Linked DNA regions of Homo sapiens: region 2 is linked to region 1. The links are chromatin loops, found by intact Hi-C in ENCODE. Cell type or tissue: CD14-positive monocyte. All regions are shown on one strand.

The links. Peaks named below come from ENCODE experiments on the same cell type or tissue, not always from the same donor. Only the 100,000 strongest peaks of a DNase experiment are listed, where the experiment ranks them.
Region 2: a loop joins it to region 1, with 1.8 times the contacts of the local background. A loop is called at or near these places in 2 of 110 quality-filtered maps.

Annotation. Positions count from the first base shown.
Region 1 is chr19:1,895,743-1,899,742 of GRCh38, reverse strand. No RefSeq gene overlaps it. Among named protein-coding and RNA genes, the nearest start is that of ADAT3, 7.7 kb to the left of the region's middle. RefSeq lists a silencer at 615-787 and enhancers at 1,859-2,153, 1,592-2,287, 2,295-2,424. In CD14-positive monocyte, CTCF peaks have their summits at 1,731 and 1,931 (motif pointing left); DNase peaks (open chromatin) are centred at 2,022 and 3,912; H3K4me3 peaks cover 2,050 bases; H3K27ac peaks cover 2,850 bases.
Region 2 is chr19:2,039,958-2,043,957 of GRCh38, reverse strand. It overlaps MKNK2 (MAPK interacting serine/threonine kinase 2), which reads left to right. Exons shown (of 14, transcript NM_199054.3): 6 at 376-455; 7 at 761-834; 8 at 1,088-1,192; 9 at 1,296-1,351; 10 at 1,436-1,531; 11 at 1,924-2,118; 12 at 2,754-2,918; 13 at 3,781-3,824. Among named protein-coding and RNA genes, the nearest start is that of MKNK2, 9.3 kb to the left of the region's middle. RefSeq lists a silencer at 1,521-1,990. In CD14-positive monocyte, no CTCF peak of the experiment used is centred here; a DNase peak (open chromatin) is centred at 1,797; H3K4me3 peaks cover 1,693 bases; H3K27ac peaks cover 3,670 bases.

The sequences.
Region 1 (4,000 bases):
AAAAAATCAAAGTCCTAAGATTATAGGCATGAGCCACAGGGCCTGGCTAAGAAACAATGTTTTTAATTATGAAAACAAATATTTTAGGCAGGGCGTGGTGGCTCATGTCTGTAATCCCAGCACTTTGGGAGGCCGAGGCAGGCGGATCATGAGATCAGTTTGAGACCAGCCTGGCCAACATGGAAAAACCCTGTCTCTACTAAAAATACAAAATTAGCCGGGCGTGGTGGCGGGCACCTGTAGTCCCAGCTACTCGGGAGGCTGAGGCAGGAGAATCACTTGAACCTGGGAGGCAGAGGATGCAGTGAGCTGAGATTGTGCCACTGTACTCCAGCCTGGGCAACAAGAGCGAAACTCTGTCTCAAAAACAAAAAAGAAATAGTATTAGACAAAGTGTGACGAAAACTGAAAAAAATTAAGAAAGTTAAAAAAACAAAACAAAACAAAACAAAACAGGAATGCGTCCAAAAAAGGAGAGGAGTTCCCCGCAAGACCCTCTGTCTGTTTCCACATGGCTGAGGCCAAAATCAGTATCAACTTCCCTGTCACCACCTTGTTCAGCTTGTTTCTTTGCGTCAGCATCCCATTAACTTTCTGATTTGTTTGTTTGTTTGTTTTGAGACGGACTCTCGCTCTGTCACCCAGGCTGGAGTGCAGTGGCATAATCTTGGCTCAGTGCAACCTCCGCCTCCCAGGTTCAAGCGATTCTCCTGCCTCAGCCTCCTGAGTAGCTGGGACTGCAGGTGCCCGCCACCACGCCCGGCTAATTGTTTTATAGTTTTAGTAGAGATGGGGTTTCACCACATTAGCCAGGATGGTCTTGATCTCCTGACCTAGCGATCCGCCCGCCTCGGCCTCCCAAAGTGCTGGAATTACAGGCGTGAGCCACCACGCCTGGCTATACATATATTTTTTCGAGACGGAGTCTCGCTCTGTCTCCCAGGCTGGAGTGCAGTGGCACGATCTCAGCTCACTGCTACCTGTGCTTCCCGGGTTCAAGCGATTCTCATGCCTCAGCCTCCCAAGTAGCTGGGATTACAGATGCCTGCCACCACGCCTAGCTAACTTTTGTATTTTTAGTATAGACGGGGTTTCACCATGTTAGCCAGGATGGTCTCGGTCTCACCTCATGATCCACCCGCCTGGCCTCCCAAATTGTTGGAATTACAGGCGTGAGCCACAGCGCCCGGCCAAGGATGTCTCATTTATTTCACCTCCACCAGGACAGGACGTTTTGGTGTTTTTTGTTTTGTTTTTGAGATGGAGTCTCACTCTGTCCCCCAGGCTGGAGTGCAGTGACATCTCGGTTCACTGCAACCTTCGCCTCCCGGGTTCAAGCGATTCTTGTGCCTCAGCCTCCTGAGTAGTTGCAATTACAGGTGCCTGCCACCACACCTGGCTAATTTTTGGATTTTTAGTAGAGATGGGAGTTCGCTGTGATGGCCAGGCTGGTCTGGAACTCCTGATCTCAGGTGATCCTCCCGCCTCAGCCACCTAAAGTGCTAGGATTACAGGCATGAGCCACCGTGCCTGGCCTTGGTGTTTTTGTTTTGTTTTTTGTTTTTTTTTTTTTTTTTGAGACAAGATCTGCCTCTGTCACCCAGGCTGGAGTGCAGTTGTGCAGTCATAGCTCACTGTGGCCTTTGCCACCCGGGCTCAAGCGATCCTCCCACCTCAGCCTCCCATGTAGCTGGGACCACAGATGTGTTCCGTCACGCCCAGCTAATTTTTGTTGTGGTTGAAATTTTTGTAGAGTCGAGGTCTTGCTGCCCTGCTAGGGCTGGACTTTCATTCTCTGCGGTATCCCTATTGCCCAGCATGCACGTGGGCAGCCCTTGTTGCTGTTATCCTGGCAAGGCAAGTGGGATCGCCCCCGCCTCTCCTGGGAGCCCTGCACCAGCCTCTCGGACCCTCCCAAAATCAAGCGGACACGGTTGCCACCTACTGACCAAAGGCAGCTGCACCCCGGTCACGGGGCTTCCGGCCGGATCTAAGCACGTGTTTACACCCTTTCCCAGAAGGTCCACACCCACCACACTCGGCTCCGGTGGGCGGGAGACAGTGCTGGTAACAGAGAACAATCACACTCCCTCATCAGCAGTGCGGAAGTTTAAAAGCTCTGTGCTAACACTGGGGTCAAAAATGGAGTGTCACCCGGGTGCGGTGGCTCACGCCTGTAATCCCAGCACTTTGGGAGGCCGAGGCAGGTGGATCACGAGGTCAGGAGATCGAGACCACCCTGGCTAACACGGTGAAACCCCGTCTCTACTAAATATACAAAAAATTAGCCGGGTGTGGTGGTGGGCGCCTGTAATCCAGCTATCCGGGGGGCTGAGGCAGGAGAATGGCGTGAACCCTGAGATCACGCCAATGCATTCCAGCCTGGGTGACAGTGCCAGACTCCGTCTCAAAAAAAAAATTTTTTTTTTTTTTTTGCAGAGACAGAGGTCTCTCTTAGTTGCCCAGGCTGGTCTTTTTTTTTTTTTTTTTTTTTTTTTTTTTTTTTGAGATGGAGTCTCGCTCTGTCGCCTAGGAGTGCAGTGGCATGATCTTGGCTCACTGCAAGCTCCGCCTCCTGCGTTCACGCCATTCTCCTGCCTCAGCTTCCCGACACCACCCCCGGCTATTTTTTTTTTATTTTTTTGAGACAGAGTCTCGCTCTGTGGTCCAGGCTGGAGTGCAGAGGCGTGATCTCAGCTCACTGCAAGCTCCACCTCCCGGGTTCACGCCATTCTCCTGCCTCAGCCTCCCGAGTACCTGGGACTACAGGCGCCCACCACCACGCCCGGCTAATTTTTTGTATTTTTAGTAGAGACGGGGTTTCACCGTATTAGCCAGGATGGTTTTGATCTCCTAACCTCGTGATTCGCCCACCTCGGCCTCCCAAAGTGCTGGGATTACAGGCGTGTGCCACCGCGCCCAGCCCCGGGTTGGTCTTGAACTTGTAAGGCTCAAGTGATCCTCCCACTCTGCCTGCCAAACTGCTGGGATTATAGGCGTGACCTAAGGCACTTGGCGTGGAGATAGGAAGTCTCTCTCTGTGGCCCAGGCTGGAGTGCAGTGGGAGCTGATCACGGCTCACCACAGCCTCAAACTCCTGGGCTCAGGGGATCCTCCCACATTGGGCTCCGGAGTAGCTCAGACCACAGGCATGTGCCCCGACACCTGGCTAACCAAATATTTTTTTTTTTTTTTGTAGAGATGGGGTCTTGCTGTGTTGCCCACGCTAGTCTCAAACTCCTGGGCACCAGTGATCCTCCTGCCTTGGCCTCTCAAAGTATTTGGATTACAAGCTTGAGCCACTGTGCTTGGCCCCCGCCGAGACAGGACTTTTTAAAGAGATTATTAGGTTCAAATGACGTCCTGAGGGTGCGCCCAAATCCAATCTGACTTGTTTCTCTTTAAGAGGCAATTACAGCCAGGCGCGGTGGCTCACACCTGTAATCCCAGCACTTTGGGAGGCCGAGGTGGGCGGATAACCTGAGGTCAGGAGTTTGAGATCAGCCTGGCCACCATGGTGAAATCCTGTCTCTACTAAAAATACAAAAATTAGCCAGGTGTGGTTGGCGGGCACCTGTAATCCCAGCTACTTGGGAGGCTGAGGCAGAAGAATCGCTTGAACCTGGGAGGCGGAGGTTGCAGTGAGCCGAGATTGTGCCTCTGCACCCCAGCCTGGGCGAGGGAGCAAGACTTCATCTCAAAAAAAAAAAAAAAGAAATAGACCAGGCGCGGTGGCTCACGCCTGTAATCCCAGCACTTTGGGAGGCCAAGGCGGGTGGATCACTTGAGGTCAGGAGTTGAGACCAGACTGGCCAATATGGTGAAACCCTGTATCTACTAAAAATACAAAAATTAGCCAGGCTTGGTGGCGGGCGCCTGTAATCCCAGCTACTCAGAAGGCTGTGGCAGAAGAGTCGCGTGATCCCAGGCGGTGGAGGTTGCAGTGAGCCGAGATCACGCCACTGCACTCCAGCCTGGGTGACAAAGTGAGACTCTATCT
Region 2 (4,000 bases), 140 kb before region 1:
GTCACCAGGATGCTGGAGTGCAATGGCGCGATCTCAGCTCCCTGCAACCTCCACCTCCCGGGTTCAAGTGATTCTCCTGCCTCAGCCTCACAAGTAGTTGGGATTACAGGCGTGTACCACCACACCCAGCTAATTTTTATATTTTCAGTAGAGACAGGGTTTTGCCATGTTGGCCAGGATGGTCTCAATCTCCTGACCTCATGATCCACCCGCCTTGGCCTCCCAAAGTGCTGGGATGACAGGCGTGAGCCCTGCTTTCTAGAGTTGCAGGGCGTTAAGTGTGGTGAATTCCAGCCGTGGCAGTGGAGTTTCTGGCCCCTTCTCGACTATGAGCGTCCCACCAACCCAGGTGCTGTGTCCTTTCGCCTGTTTCAGATCATTGAGAAGCAGCCAGGCCACATTCGGAGCAGGGTTTTCAGGGAGGTGGAGATGCTGTACCAGTGCCAGGGACACAGGTAGGTGAGCCACCCTTGCCACCGCACTGGCCTGAGCTGTCTTTCAGTGGATGAAGGGCCTGAGTGCCACATCACCCCCAGCAAGCGTCTGTAGGGCACCCAGTTTCCCAGGCCCTGCATTCCCCTCCCTGAAGCAGGCTGGCTGACAGCCCCAGGCGGGCAGTGTGAAGCTGGCCTATTGCCCCAGTCCCAGCTTCCGGTGGACAGGCCAGCACCAAGAGGGTGGGCCCCTCCTAGGCCGGGCAGCAGGTACCCAGGGGCCTCAGGAAGCCTCAGCTCCTCTCCTGCCCCCACCCCCACCCCAGGAACGTCCTAGAGCTGATTGAGTTCTTCGAGGAGGAGGACCGCTTCTACCTGGTGTTTGAGAAGATGCGGGGAGGTACCTGGGGGCTCCAGGCTGTGAGGAGGGAGGGAGCTGGGAGGTATTACGGGATGGGGGCCTAGTGCCACCTGCAGGAGGGGGCTTGTGGGGTGAGTGTCCTGCCCAAATGGTGGCTCAGGGGTGAGGCCTTTGTGCTGGAGGAAGCCAGTGTGGGGGCGTCCCCGCCAAAGTGGAGGTGGGTGCTGGCCTTGAGGGGACTTTGAGGTGACCTGCGTGTTCCCCCTGTCCTGCCCTGCCCTGCCCTGCCCAGGCTCCATCCTGAGCCACATCCACAAGCGCCGGCACTTCAACGAGCTGGAGGCCAGCGTGGTGGTGCAGGACGTGGCCAGCGCCTTGGACTTTCTGCATAACAAAGGTAGGTGGTGACCCCGCCCGGAGTCTCCTAGGGCCGCCTGCCAAGGACTCCTGGAAGACCTCCAGACCCTCACCCCGTCGTGGTTCTGTGGCTTCTCCCCCAGGCATCGCCCACAGGGACCTAAAGCCGGAAAACATCCTCTGTGAGCACCCCAACCAGGTAGGCCAGTTCCGGCAGGGTGGCCCCGCGGGAGGGGTGGACCGCGTGGGACCCCAGGCTCACGGACCTTTTGGCCCCTCCCAGGTCTCCCCCGTGAAGATCTGTGACTTCGACCTGGGCAGCGGCATCAAACTCAACGGGGACTGCTCCCCTATCTCCACCCCGGAGCTGCTCACTCCGGTGAGGGCCCGCGGGGAGGGCTGGGGGCTCGGCCGCCTGCTCTGCGGTTGCATAACCTCGCGGAGCCTGGGCCATCCAGCAGCTCCAGGCCGCGGAGCTCGGGCTTCCGCCTAGCAACAGCCGCTGATTGGTTGGGCGGGGTGTCGCGGCGGGGCCTCGAGCAGGCGCCCCAACGCGTCGGTGTTTGGCCGGGTGGGGCGGGGCCGCGGCGGGGGAGGGGCGAGCTCTGCACCTGCTGATTGGGCGGGGGCGCGTTCCCGGCAGCCGCTGATTGGTCGGGCCCGGCGGGGCGGGGTCCGAGCCGGCTGGCGCAGGTGACCCGCAGTTACCCGGGCTCGGTTCCCACGTAATGCTGGGAAACCCCGGCTGACGCGCCCCTCCCCCGCCCGCAGTGCGGCTCGGCGGAGTACATGGCCCCGGAGGTAGTGGAGGCCTTCAGCGAGGAGGCTAGCATCTACGACAAGCGCTGCGACCTGTGGAGCCTGGGCGTCATCTTGTATATCCTACTCAGCGGCTACCCGCCCTTCGTGGGCCGCTGTGGCAGCGACTGCGGCTGGGACCGCGGCGAGGCCTGCCCTGCCTGCCAGGTGCGGCGGCCCGCGCACCCTCCTCTCCTGGGCACCCTCCTCCCCCGGGCCTGCCCTGAACACCCCCTAACCCCAGGGGACCTGCCCTGCGCACCCTCTAAGTCCAGGGGACCTGCCCCCTGACCACCCCCTAACCCTCGGGGACCTGCCCTGTGTGCTCCCCAGACCCCCGGGGACCTACTCTGTACTCCCCCTAACCCCTGGGGACCTGCCCGGTGTGCCCTACTCCCTGATGCCATCCACAGGGCAGTGCCGCCCTGTCTGCCAGTTTCCCGAAGGCTTTTCAGGTTTGCCTGCCCAAGGGAAACCCCAGACAGGGTTCAGAGAGCTGAGAGGTGGAGTGAGGCCCCTGGTTTGGGGGGATCAGGCTCAGGCTCCCTGCCCGCGGCTTAAGGCTCAGCATCTGTGGCCTGTGGTCCCTGGAACCAGGTCCCTCAGAGCTGCTTTTTTGTAAATCCAGCTCCACTTGGGTGGAGCTGACTCTCCTGGTCCGGCTCCCAGCCCCCTCTGCCCCAGGCGTGCGTGGTCTAGGGCCTGGTCTAGGGCCTGGTTGGGGTCCGGTTGGAGCCACGTGTCAGTGCACAGTATCCAGGCCCTTGGGCAGGTCTAAGCTCCCCTGTGTTCTATGTCCCCAGAACATGCTGTTTGAGAGCATCCAGGAGGGCAAGTACGAGTTCCCCGACAAGGACTGGGCCCACATCTCCTGCGCTGCCAAAGACCTCATCTCCAAGCTGCTGGTCCGTGACGCCAAGCAGAGGCTGAGTGCCGCCCAAGTCCTGCAGCACCCCTGGGTTCAGGGGGTGAGTACCAGCCGCACGGGCGGCAGGAGGGGTATGGGGGCGCTGCAGGGTGGCCTCAGAGCGAGCATGGGAAGCCCTGAGGGTGTAGCCTGGACACCCTGAGATGCACTGAGGCTTGAGAGCACAGGCTCTGCCCTGGGATGAGGGGTGCAGCCGAAATCCCCACCGCCCGCCTGTGCACGGTGCCCGCTGGCCAGCCAGGCGGCTCCCAGGAGCAGCTACTCAGAGAACCTTCCTGGAGGGTGGTGGGGACCCACAGCCTGCAGCAGGCTGGAGCGAAGCGGGCAGCGAGCCCAGCTCACATAGACCCCAGCCTAGCCTGCCGTCAGTCTCAAGCCCAGGCTGTGCCTCCACCCTTCCCTGTGTGGCCTCCAGTCGAGGAGGAGTCGGGTGTTTCTCCTGCCAGAGGTCATCTGAGCTGAGCTGCCACCCCAGGGAGTGAGGATTTACTAAAAATAGAAGCTGGGGTCACTCTGTGTCCCCAGGCGAGGGGCTGGGGGCCTCCAATCTCCTTGCAGAAGCATCCAGAGACCCATGGGTTAAGAGGGGGGCGGAGGTGGGTTTGGGCTGGGAACAGCCGGGAGAGATGGGGCTTGGGGCTCTGCCCCCACCCTCACTGGGTCCTGTAACACCAGGCCTCAGCCTGGCCCAGCCTCGGGTTCCCTGGGCAGGGGGACATGGAGCCTCACCATAGGGACCTCGGGGTGGGCGCTTGGCTCCCGGGGCACCCAGGTGCACTCCTGGTCTCCGGTGGGGTCCTGGTGATGGGATGGGCATGGCATCCCTTGGCCAGACACCCCACCCAGCGCCCCAGGCGGCCCCAGCTGCTCTCCAGCCCTGCCCCCGCCCACTCTCGTTGCAGTGCGCCCCGGAGAACACCTTGCCCACTCCCATGGTCCTGCAGAGGTAAGGCCCGCAGGGGTGCTCGGGACCCCTGAGTCCAGGGGGCGGGGTTTCCAGGTTAAGACATTTGTGAAAGACCCGGAGAACTGCTTTGGGGTCGGGGAGGCAGGCAAGCCTGGTGACTCAGTGAAGCTCCCGGTGGGGCCCTGGTGCTCAGAGGAGCCCCAGGGTGGGGGCTG